Linked DNA regions of Homo sapiens: regions 2 and 3 are each linked to region 1. Evidence: read pairs that join two places in POLR2A ChIA-PET (ENCODE). Cell type or tissue: MCF 10A. All regions are shown on one strand.

What was found. ChIA-PET counts read pairs that join two places held together with the same protein. Peaks named below come from ENCODE experiments on the same cell type or tissue, not always from the same donor. Only the 100,000 strongest peaks of a DNase experiment are listed, where the experiment ranks them.
Region 2: POLR2A ChIA-PET joins it to region 1 with 5 read pairs; 1 of 35 experiments calls an interaction of 5 or more read pairs at or near these places.
Region 3: POLR2A ChIA-PET joins it to region 1 with 7 read pairs; 1 of 35 experiments calls an interaction of 5 or more read pairs at or near these places.

Annotation. Positions count from the first base shown.
Region 1 is chr1:238,061,662-238,065,661 of GRCh38, forward strand. No RefSeq gene overlaps it. Among named protein-coding and RNA genes, the nearest start is that of ZP4, 170 kb to the left of the region's middle. In MCF 10A, no CTCF peak of the experiment used is centred here; DNase peaks (open chromatin) are centred at 740 and 2,020.
Region 2 is chr1:238,675,961-238,679,960 of GRCh38, forward strand. No RefSeq gene overlaps it. Among named protein-coding and RNA genes, the nearest start is that of LINC01139, 190 kb to the left of the region's middle. In MCF 10A, no CTCF peak of the experiment used is centred here; a DNase peak (open chromatin) is centred at 1,811.
Region 3 is chr1:237,931,150-237,935,149 of GRCh38, forward strand. No RefSeq gene overlaps it. Among named protein-coding and RNA genes, the nearest start is that of ZP4, 42 kb to the left of the region's middle. In MCF 10A, no CTCF peak of the experiment used is centred here; a DNase peak (open chromatin) is centred at 1,892.

The DNA.
Region 1 (4,000 bases):
GGGGGCGAAATGGATTCATAGCATCATTTATCCCTGATGAAAATAACGTTAACTGGGTCTGATGTGTTACTCTTGATAATCTGAGAACCTGGCTGAACCTTTATTTCTTTGTTACTTTGGTGCAGTTGGCAGCATTGGCCAGAATGACCAGAATGACAATGTGGTTTAGATCGGGATTGTGGAACAAATGAAATAATGGTTAGAGACACCCCATCCTCCCAATCACTGAGCAGAATCAATAGATGCCTATGTTTTAGGTGTGGCCTTAGAACATACTTCTGGGCATATGCTAGGGCATGAAAGGGTGGAGCTGTTAGGGCAGAAGAGCAATTTATGGAGATAATGACCTCTCAGGGAAGAGAATGTCCCCATTTGTGTCCACATGAGATAGAAATGGCACTGGGTAGTTACAGGAAAATGGAAAACCTCAAACAACAGCTAAAACAGAAACTAGGCAAAGAAACCACAGGATAACAGAAAATCCAAAATAAGGAGAGAAAATGGCCAAAATCCTGGTCGTGTGACATGTCCATGACTCTTCCAGGCAAACCCAAATAGGGGAGAAAGGGGCGGTAGGAGTGCAGGCACATCCCTGAAATCATCTCCTTTTCCAGAACATCTAATGATTATTCCACATTTCAGTTAAAGAAACACTCATAAAATTAGAAAGTCAAGCTTTGTATGCATGACTTGTTCTCACAAGCATGCCTGGACTTCTCTCTTCAGTGTGTACTTTCGCTTTACAATAAAAGCTTCCTGCCTTTCACCTCCTTCTGACTCATCTCTGAATTGTTTCTTGTGATTGTGTCAAGAATCTGGAAACTAGCTGGGCTGGGGTCTCACTGGCATGCAGAGACTCTCCTGGGATCACACTGGCATCCACAGAGCCTCTTGAGCCCTCCAGCAACAAGTTGATCTGGTAATAGCTTTGGAACTTTGAGGGGAAGTTGGAGACTTGGCATGAGGGATAAATGCAGTGGACTGAGACTTTAGACAAGTGGGGATGGGGTCTTTGACCAGGCGCCAGTGGTAGCTCTCCACGCAAGCTGCTCGTTTCCTATGGATCCCCCTAGCTGTGGTGGGCATTGCAGTTGCCCTTGGGTATTTCGAGTGGCAGGGTCTGCTCACCCTGGATAGACCATCACTATCCAGCTGTGCCACTTTGCATGCTCCATCCTTCCTCTGCTCCTTCTCGGCTGCTGATTTTAGAAACAAGGTAGACCAGGTAAGTCTGACTGTTTACAAATACTCCAATCTAGCCTGATCTTCAGGCCTCCAGCTGCTAGACGGCTCCAGTGAAGGGATCTTGACTATTTTAGGGTACCCCCGGTCACTTGAAAAGCTATCTTTCTCTGGAAGCAGATGGCTCAGAGTCTGTTGTGTGAGTGAGGGTGAAGGCGGCCTCCAAACTTAATGCCAGATCTGGCTAGTTTTAGCATCAGAACACCAATGGAGAGTAGGTCCTGTGCCTTTAAAAAGTTGGCTTCCAAGGGGTAAGGAAGACAGATGTCTTCGTCATCTGGATTTAGTAAATCAAGTGCCTACCATTTTAGGTGATCCCCTTCTTGAGCATGCACTTTTGGAGCATATCAAAACCTGGGGTTCATTGTGAGGGCAGATAGATGAGGAAATTGGATGCACACCTGTTCAGTCTTTCAACATGGGGGTATATCCTCTGTGTGAGGGGGTTCTGAAGGCCTGTGAGATTGAGACTGGCCTTTACTGGTGCTGATGGAGGCTCCTGCTACTGCAAACTGGGCTGCTCCGTGGAGTCATTGTTAAGTGGAGCTGTACAGACTGCAGGGCTAAGCACAGGGTTTGGTGTAGATGATGCGGTGCCGGCTCTGCGTGCAACCAGGTTTGCTATAGTTCAGCTGCAATGAGTGCTGCTGATGGAGTTTTGCTTGACACTGCATGCATGTGGCCAGCCAGATGGTAAATTTTCTGCTTCAATGTTCATTAAACCCAGCTCATGGTTGATGCACAGCTGAGTCATTCCCTTTGCCAATGGCTGAGACAGTGCCTCTGACTTAGCGGTCTGCATGGCTCACTGCCAGGTGTGCAGATCTCAGGAGGAAGTGTGGATCAATACCAGGCAGCCTGAGTTATTCAGCTGGAAATGATCTTGTGGACTGCCTCTACATTGACAAAATGGACATCAGAATATTCAATAAATGTATACCCAAAGGAAATAAATGATGGAAGCCCTTTTCCCCCTCAGATTCTACTTCATTTGACAACCTTGAAAGACATTTTCTGAGAGATTTGGCTTTGGGTTATACAGATATTTTTTAATATAAACTTAGTACTGGAGCAGTTTCAGCAGAAAACAGGGGATGGTCCAAAAACATGTAATGGTTGGTGGAGAACACCAGGTAAATTTTCTCTAGGAAAAATATTCTGTGTCATCTTTGAAGAGAAAAAGAAACCTCTTTATCCATTTGAAAGGATATTTCCCCAATATATTTATATGAAATTAAGTGAGGTAGATAAATTGGCCTTCCTATATCTTAAGGGAAATCCTCAAAATGAAGAGATAGGCACAGAACTATATCACAAATACCTATAATATTATAAATCATAAACACTTAAAACTTTTATGGCCTCTACTATGGGGACAATCAAGACTGTGCTTCTTGAGCTAAGAGAATAGCAGATTCTGGACAGGCTCCAAGTATTGCCAATTACTTAAAGTCACCCACCCTTTGAGGGGATTTGGGAGAATCTTCTTGTGCTTCAGTCCTGTGGAGTAAGAAGTGATTGCAGCATGGGTCGAATAATGATTCACATGCACTATTAGCAGAGTGCAAAGTTAACAAGGGACAGACTATGTTGGTTTTTTTTTTAATGTATCAACTTGAGCAGGCTGCAGTCTCCAGTCTTTCAGTCAACACTACTAGGTGTTGTGATAAGATTTTGCAGATGTAATTAAAGTACCTAATCAGTTGACTTTGAATAAGGAAGATAATTCTGGATAATCCAGGTGGGCCTGACATAACCAGCCGAAAGCCTTAGAAGCAGAACTGAGGCTTTCCCAAGAGAACAAATAATTCTCCCATATACAACAGCTTTAGCTTCGACCCATGGAGTTCTATTTGGAGTTCTTGTGAGTTCCTTTCCTGACCACTTGCCCTATGAATTTCAGACTTGATTAGCCCATCACACAATTGTGTAAGATAATTCCTGTAACAAATCTCTTAATGCATCTATCTCTTATGGGTTCTGTTTTTCTGGCAGATGCATATAGCTCACATTCAAGAGATTCTCTGCTTACTGAAATTTTAATTTATCTAACCTTTGTGACTTCTACAGATCTCTGATACCTTTAAAAATATGACTATTGTACCTCATTTGTTTTTTTCTAGTTGTTGTAGTGGGAGTTTTGGTCTCCCAGTGTCTACTGTAGAGTCTCCCAACAGATATGGAGTAGAAAAGAAGAAGGAATGGTATTCAACTTACAATGTGGTTCTGACATTATTTGTATAACAAGGTCTAAATATTTACATTCTGAGACATGGGTATAATTAAATATTCCAAGTATTGCCTGTCCATGAATTCTTAAATCTTAAACTCAATCTAAGTAGCACTTAGAGTTTTACGATGACTTTAATATTCCCTATTGCAAAGTTAAGTAATAGGATTGGAGTCATAAAGAAAGACACGTGATCCTGTATAATGGAACTCCTGACACTTGGTGGGAGCATCCTGTACATCAAGAGCCAGTATATCCTTTGCTCATTTCATTTCAACTGCCATTTATTTCTTCAAGGTGACTTCTTATGATGCTACTTTTTGCTTCCCACTTTATTCTCTTTCATTTCTTGTAAATTTCTTTGGAGGGAGATGCTTCTTTTTTGTAAGGTTGTACATGTGATACAAATTCAGGCTTAGAGAAGACAAATAAATTCAAAGAACCAGCATAGGGCATGGGCTGTAAAATGCGCAGCTGTCTAAAGAAGCCCAGTTGAAACAACTGGAGATGCGGGTGTGGGATCCGGAG
Region 2 (4,000 bases), 610 kb after region 1:
AGCTGGTAAGCAAGTTGCCTTTGAAGGCATTGTGCACACTTGCTAACTCCCTTTGACCAGACTGCGTTGGCATGTCATCAAAGTGGTGGCTGAACATAATGTTCTGTAGGATATCAAAATAGTAATCATTCTTACAGAGTAGATCATGACAAGCAACTGAAGCTTTGGCATAGCCTTGAGGGGATAAGGAGAAGAAGTACTGCTGTCCCTAACACGTAAAAATCAAGCAGCGTATGATGATCTTGGCTAATAACTACAGCAAAAAGAAAGAAAAAAAATCAAATCAATATCTGTATACCTGATGTTGAGGGCTATATTTATTTACTTCACTAAAGAGATTTCATTTGAAGCAGAAGCTGCAATTAGAGTTACTACCTGAATAAGTTTATGATAACCTGCTATTTTTCTCCAAAATCCATGTTACTGCATATACTAAGTAAATGAATAAAAGAGCTAAGTGGAATGTGATTGGAACTCCTATCATGTTGGTGAGAAGGAGTGATAGAGAATGATAGAACAGGGCCTTCCAACTCGTTTTTTCCCAAATTAATAGTCCCTCGTCCACTAGTCAGGAAGCTATTGGAAAGATTGTTCTTTTTTTTTCTTTTTCTTTGTCTTTTTTAGTATTTCTGAGATCAGATGAGATCGGGCTCGTTCAGGGTGGTATGGCTGTAGACCTTTTTTAGTATTTCTATTCAAACTTCTAAACTATAAATTAGTGACCTGTGTGGAAATAAATGAAGCTTGAGACTTTCAATCCACTATTCCCACTGTAAAAAAGTCCTAGAACAAAATTTCTTTTGCCATTTCTGATTAGTGGACGACAGCGAAGCTTTCTATCCTCAGGGATTTACAACACCTCCATGTCAGTACCCAGTAAATCTCCAAAATTGAGAGTTATAGTGATATCTTTTCACTGGTCTTTTAAAGGACGGCTAGGGGGAGTATTGTTTATTTACTTATAGAATGTTTCACATTTCTGCCTTATAAGTATGAAACCCTACTTTCATTAATGCACTCTAAATCTGTAAACTGGCTCTGATAGGGAAATGGAATGAAAATGTATAAATCTCAAATGCAGTCTTAATTAAAGAGATTGGAATCATTTTTATTTATACGGGTTAAGTAAAACTTTAGGATGTTGCCCAAACCTGGAGTGCTCAGAAAATAATGATTAATCATCAGCCACCAAAAGTCTCTGAGGATCACACCATTATGATTTCTGGACAACTTTGCACCCCATGATAGAAAACACATAAACTTTGACTCTCGCAGTTAAGAGCTGCAACTTATATCTGCTACTTCCAAAACCCATCATCCTCATTGAAATTAGGAGGCAAACTTCATGGGGATATCTCTTACTTTCATTCTTGGCTTACAGAGTAGAGCCTCCAGATGTCTAAATAGGAAAGCATTTTAAGAAAGTGTTGGTTCCTCTCTAATTTATCTCTCAATAATGAGAGAAGTTTAGAACTGTATGAATACACTGTCACTTCATTCACTCAGTTTTGGATTCCACGTTCCATTTTGTCAATGTTCATATACTTTGCAACCAGATCCTGTGAATCATCTTATAGCCTGAAAAAAGAAGTATTTGAAAACCATCAGACAGTATCTCAAACAAGTTAAATGAACCTCTATATTTTATTATTATGACATTTTAAGTTAGTTTTGTCACTAATGGTTAGTTGAGATCCCAAGGGGACTAGACCATTTCACCTCTGTATTAACCAGTCCTTGCATGCAGGCTTCACTGGAAAGAAGGATCGCAACCATGGGTAAGACAGTCTCCTTCAGCTAAGGGAAAACCCTGGGCAGTGACTAATCTGTGAGCCAACAACGGGCAACAATCCCTGCATCTGGAGAAAGGAGGGCTTTGGCTGATACACCATAGTATTCACTACCACGTGTTATCTCTTACATGTGTATGAGCAAAACAATAGTGTTTACTTTTGCTTTATTTTAACTTTATATAAAACTTACATATCTATGTAAAGCATTCCGATACTTTCATGCATTATCACCATTCTCAGATTTAACTATATTTTAAAATACAATTTTAGTTATTACATTTCCATTGCTATGGAATACTTGATTATATGAATATACAATATTCTGTCCGTTTGGTTATATTTTTCTATTATGAGAACAGTTCTCATGTGTTTTAGTTAGTCAGAGCACATCCATATAACTTGTAGCACTTTTCAAGAGTCTGCATAGGATATAAATCTAGAAAGGTAATGTGCAATTGCTGGGTCTTTGATGATTTCCATTTTCAGTGGATATTGGTTTTGAGCTATCATATGGTGCATTATCAGTTGCTAATTGCGAGTGAGAAGTTTTCACTTTTACCATTCCTGTATTTCTGTACTTCAAAGGAAATATAATAGTGTGTGCAAAATTTGGGGAAATCATTTCACAAGAATAACAGAAAAATATAATACATTACTTCACAATTTCAAGCCAACATGAGCTGTTTTAATGTGGAAAGTCTTATTTGAAATAACATTTAATTGACAAGATAAACTGTTAGCAGAAGTAAGGAGAGGGCCACAAAATAATTTATTCAAAACAGGCTAAAATTTATAAGATTAAAGGACATTATGTGAATCACGGTCTGATGTGATCGCCTTCATGTACATTTCTTCTTGATCTCATTGTTTTTTTTGGTTCCTCTTGTCACTATGTTTCCTGCCCTTCTTGTCTAACCAGTTCTTAATTAAGTCATTGAAATGAACAAGGTCAAAAACAAAGTTCTTTATTTGATACCCTCATGTTGATATTAATCTATCCTTTAATATTCTAAAGAAATTCATAAGAACACAATCTTTCTGTTAAGTTAAATGTTTTGTCAAAAAGACCACATTTTGGGTTTTTTTTCCAATGAGAAATTTAACAAATGCTTAGCCAGGCTCAGCATTTAATGTATTAAATACAGAACCATGAATTCAAAATCAAATATCTGACAATTGAATATGTTCTGGAATACATTCTGGATCCTAGTAATCTCCACTTAGCTAGATGCACAAAATATTCTTCTAATAGTGCCCTATATTTCTTGTTGATTGCTATACTAATTTTCAGTTTGAAGAAACCTTAATTTTAAAATTCTGGGCATCTGTCAATTTGTCTCCTAACACCTCTTACTTTCAGATTTTTACATAGATGTCAACAGTCATTTATCATGCTCATCTGAAATATTGTTTTATACTAAAGAATACAAATTATTGTGGAAAGATTATTTTAAATGGTTATAGCAATTATATATATTTAACTCATCTCCTATTTTGGTCCTTCGCTTTGGTCCTATGGTGAAAGAGGTATTTTTAGTGACAGTGCAAGATCTCAATCTCTGAGATATTTTATTAGGTGAAAAAACAAGAAATATAAAATATAGGATGAGATATATACATTTATAGACACATAAATACACATAGAAAATTTTAACAGTATCTTAACAACTGCCTTTTAGAAGGGTTAGGGATCAATTAAAATAAGATGAGAAAGTGTTTAAGCCTTTAAAGTCTGCCTGAGAGGATGAGATGTTTATAATTGAGTGTTAACTGCCATAAATCATCTTTAGCATTATATCTAAATGTAATCTAGTATTTGAATAATTTTAAAGTGCTCAAACAGCAGGTGAATAAATTGGGAATAGGACTATAAATAGCGAGGTACTCACAGTTCTGTGGAAAAATAGGACAGAACAAAACAGACTCATTTGAGTAAAGTTTATAATCAAGAGGACTGAATAAACTTTTAAAATGAGTGATTCATTTTCTCTACTTTCTGATGAACAGTTTGGAAACTTTTGTTTTGCAGTAAATTATAGAATAGAATGCAATTGTGATAGCTGCCTGAGTGTTAAAGAAAGAAAGAAAGTCTCTGGAAATAACCAGAGTTTTAGAATACATGCATATTATATTAAGAAATTAATTAAATACATATATTTACTATTAAGATCATTACAGTTGGATTAATTATTAATGAAGATAATAGA
Region 3 (4,000 bases), 130 kb before region 1:
AAGACTACAATTCAGCTAAATCACGTCGATCTGTGGAAATGAATTCTAGGCTGTGCATTACTGAGAAGATGGGACTTTATTTGGTTTCCGTAGGATACAAACAATGAAAAAGGAGAATATGTGCATGAGAGAGGACAGGTTAAGAGGGGTGGACAGAAAGAGAGAGAGAGAAAGGGAGAAACGGAGAATTGCAGGTGGACAGTAAAGAACAAAAGATTTCGGAGGTAGGAAAGGCCTCATTGCATCCAGAGGATGTTCAGTGAAGGACAAAGCTGGAGCCCTGGGTTGATGGGAGGTGAAAAACCTGGAGGTGCATCTTGTGGCTAGAAGGTTAAAGTCCTTGGAGAAATGAGCCTTTGGAAGGTTTTGCAGAGGGTAGTTTTTGGAGATTACTTCTCGGGAAAGAAGTGAATTTAGGAGATGAGGAAGTGTGGGTCTGAATTGCCTGATCTTATCTTGTCCTCTAGAAGTGGAAGAGTGGTTTAGGGTGATTAACTTGTGTGCATGATAGATTAGAATGGCAGCCGAGCGGGCACAGTTATCAGTCTATGGTGTAAGTCCAGATGAGAAGAGAAAATGTCTGGGAAAGGCTGGTATGGTGGTGATAGCTAATTGTGTACCCCTCCATCCATCATCCCCTTCCTTCATAGGAACGGAAACCTAATTTTCTGCTGGGCACAGTTCCAGCCAGCTCTAAAACATCATGTTTTTCACACTCCTTGCAATTGCATGTGGCACGTGGCTGAATTCTGTCCAGTGAGATGTAAGAAATATGTATGGACTGCCAGAAAAGGATGCTGTCTGTTTTCATTGCCTTCCTCCTGGCTTGGAAGGGGCTATATGATAGCTGGAGATCTGCCTGCTCTCCTGGACCACAAAGTGCCCCAAAGATAGCAAAATGTGTGAGGATGGCAGCTTAGAAAGGAAGGGAGGACACAGCTCCTGATCACTTCACAGGGCTGCCACAGCGGTTCTGGATGCCTAATCAGGATTATTTTTTATGGGGGAAAAAATAAATGTTTACCTTGTTTGGGCCTCTTTTACTTGGAGTTTTTCTATGTTAAGAAACCAGACTTGACCCCAACTAAGAAAATGTTAAGTGACAGAAGGTGAAGAAATGGTAGATAAAAAAACTATTCATTAGCATTAGTTGGAGAAGTGACAGGTTGTTCCAGCCACAGCTTCTATTTTGTCAACATGGCCTCCTTGACATTTCAAAGCATGGGAGAGAAGGCAGATTCCTAGTTGTGCTCATGCAACTTAGAAAGCATGATTAAGCTTAGGCTGCTCAGATGCATCCTGGGAGGAGGTACTTGTGAGTGCTTATGCTCAGGTTAAGAGATGATTTTCCTGAAGTTTGTATGTATTAGGTCTCTTTTTCACATTACAGTATTCTTCTCCTTCCCCTCCCCATTCAGATACTTCCTCAGCTACTGTGACTCTTATATATTTTTGGCATCTTATGACACTATAGACTGATACTACAGATTCTTTCAGGAAGAAAATAGAGATGGGGGTCTTGCTATGTTACCAAAGCTGGTCTCAAACTCCTGGCCTCAAGTGATCCTCAAGCATTTTTACTTTTGATACCCCCAAATCACAAGGAATCCTTTAACGAGACCAAAGTCAATGAGGGCTGCAAAACACCTCCTGATGCTTGTCTACTTAAACTAGAAGTAGGCGGCAAAAAGCGATTTATCCTAAGGGTTTTAATCCAGATCTTATATAGTGAGATGTGCCTAGAGCAGTATGGCATCAGTAGCAGCATGAAGAATTTGAACCGCTGAACAAGAAACTTAACAAGAACTTAAGTAGGTGTGACTCAGAGATGTTGGTCTCATTAGTGGGAAAGGCAGCAGATTGTATAAAGATGCCATTTGGTTTAGACATGTTGGATTTGGTCTAGACATGTTGGATTTCAGATGATGCAACATATTCATATGGAAATGTCTAGTATAATTATAGAACCAGACAATGTAAGCATTGCAGGAGACCAGGCCACCAGTGGTCATCTTCTCCATGCTTGTACACCTACACATTGCAAGAAACTCATTAATCAGCTAGCTCATCCTTTTACTTGGCTGGCTGACCCACAGGCCAGGCTTTTCATGGCTGTTTCTGTTTCTCCTGACCTGATTTCCCTGAACACAGTTAATGGGCCCAGGGTGGACACCTGACCAAGACTGGTCCACTGAGATTCTTTCTCAGAAATTTGGAATTCAGACTGACATCCATCATATCAGTTTCTTTAAAGAGTGGCTGTATCCTACCCTGGGGGCTGGAAGCAAAAGACAGACAAACATTGGTTAAAAAAAAACAAACCTCTGGAAAATTTTGCTATTTCTGATTCTTGCCCCTTCCTGAGGCTCAGCAAAATCCATCCTTTGTGGTTCCATGGAATTTCCCACTTTTCTCATAATAAAACCTTTATTGCTCAAGGTGCCTCAAATTGGTTTCGCTTAACTTGCCACCAAATGATCTTTACAAAGAACACATAGAATATGAACATTCTTTAGTATTACCATGGTCTGAGCACCTGGCAGGGGTCACAAAGAACCCTAGCGGAAACACATCGGACAGAACATGATGCCATTTTTTCCAAGTCACAAGGACAGGTCACAAGTGCACCCAGGACTCACTTGTCCTCTTTGCATACTGTGTCTAGCTGACTACCAAAGCCTTGGAAAGGTGCCAACATGCCAGTACTTCCTATCTACTTTGACATGATACACTACTAAATATGGGTAGGTTTTGATGTAATAACCTGATATTTTGGTTGTGGGGAATTACCAAATTGGAAAAGAGAGAGCCCACACCAAAAGCAGGGTAATCAGGCAACAACTGAACCACGGAGGATTTCTCAAGGAAAATGCAGTGCTCTTCATTGATTTGGCAGCAAACAAATTCCAAGTGTTTCATGTTTCTCCTCTGGGTTGCCATGTGTATTAGTCTGTTCTCATGCTGCTTATAAAGAACTACACATGACTGGGTAATTTATAAAGAAAAGAGGTTTAATTCACTCACAGTTCTGCCGGGCTGGGGAGGCCTCAGGAAAGTTATGACTATGGTAGAAGGGGAAGCAAACATGTCCTTCACATGGTGGCAGAAAGGAGAAGAATGAGTGCCGAGACCAGCTCGGTCATAGAGACCCTAACCCAGCGGCACTAGAGGAATTAAGACAAAGACACAGAAATAGAGTGCAGAGTCGGAATCGTGGGCCCACAGCCTTCAGAGCTGAGAGCCACGAACAGAGTTTGACCCACATATTTATTGACAGCAAGCCAGTGATAAGCATTATTTCTATGGATTATAGATTAGCTAAAAGCATTCCTTACGGGAAACAAAGGGACAGACTCTGGCTTGTTATCCATAGCAGGAAGATGTCCTTAAGGCACAGATCGCTCATGCTATTGTTTGTGGTTTAGGAACGCCTTGAGCGGTTTTCTGCCCTGGGTGGGCCAGGTGTTCCTTGGCCTCATTCTGGTAAACCAACAACCTCCAGTGTGGGCGTCATAGCCATCATGAGCATGTCACCGTGCTGCAGAGATTTTGTTTATGGCTAGTTTCTCATGGCCTGTTTATGGCCAGATTTGGGGGGACTGTTCCTAGCAGGAGCTGAGCCAAAGGGGAAACCCCTTATAAAACCATAAGATTTTGTGAGAACTTACTCACCATCATGAGAACAGCAGCATGGGGGCAATTGCTTCCATGATTCAACCACCTTATCCTGGGTGCCTCCCATGACCTATGGGGATTATGGGAATTATAATTCAAGATGAGATTTGGGTGAGGACACAGCCAACCCATATCACCATGTATGTACATCTGTGTTCTCTTAGGCATTAAAGATGCTGCCTCTGGGCATGGAAGGCTTTACTTTTACAAATTTAGGAGTGAAACATCAACATAGAAACAGGGAAGCAAAGCAGCTTAGTTTTTAGAATGACTTCAACTTTGTTCTCTGCTTTCTGTAAATCAATCAATGAAAGAATGTCTAAAA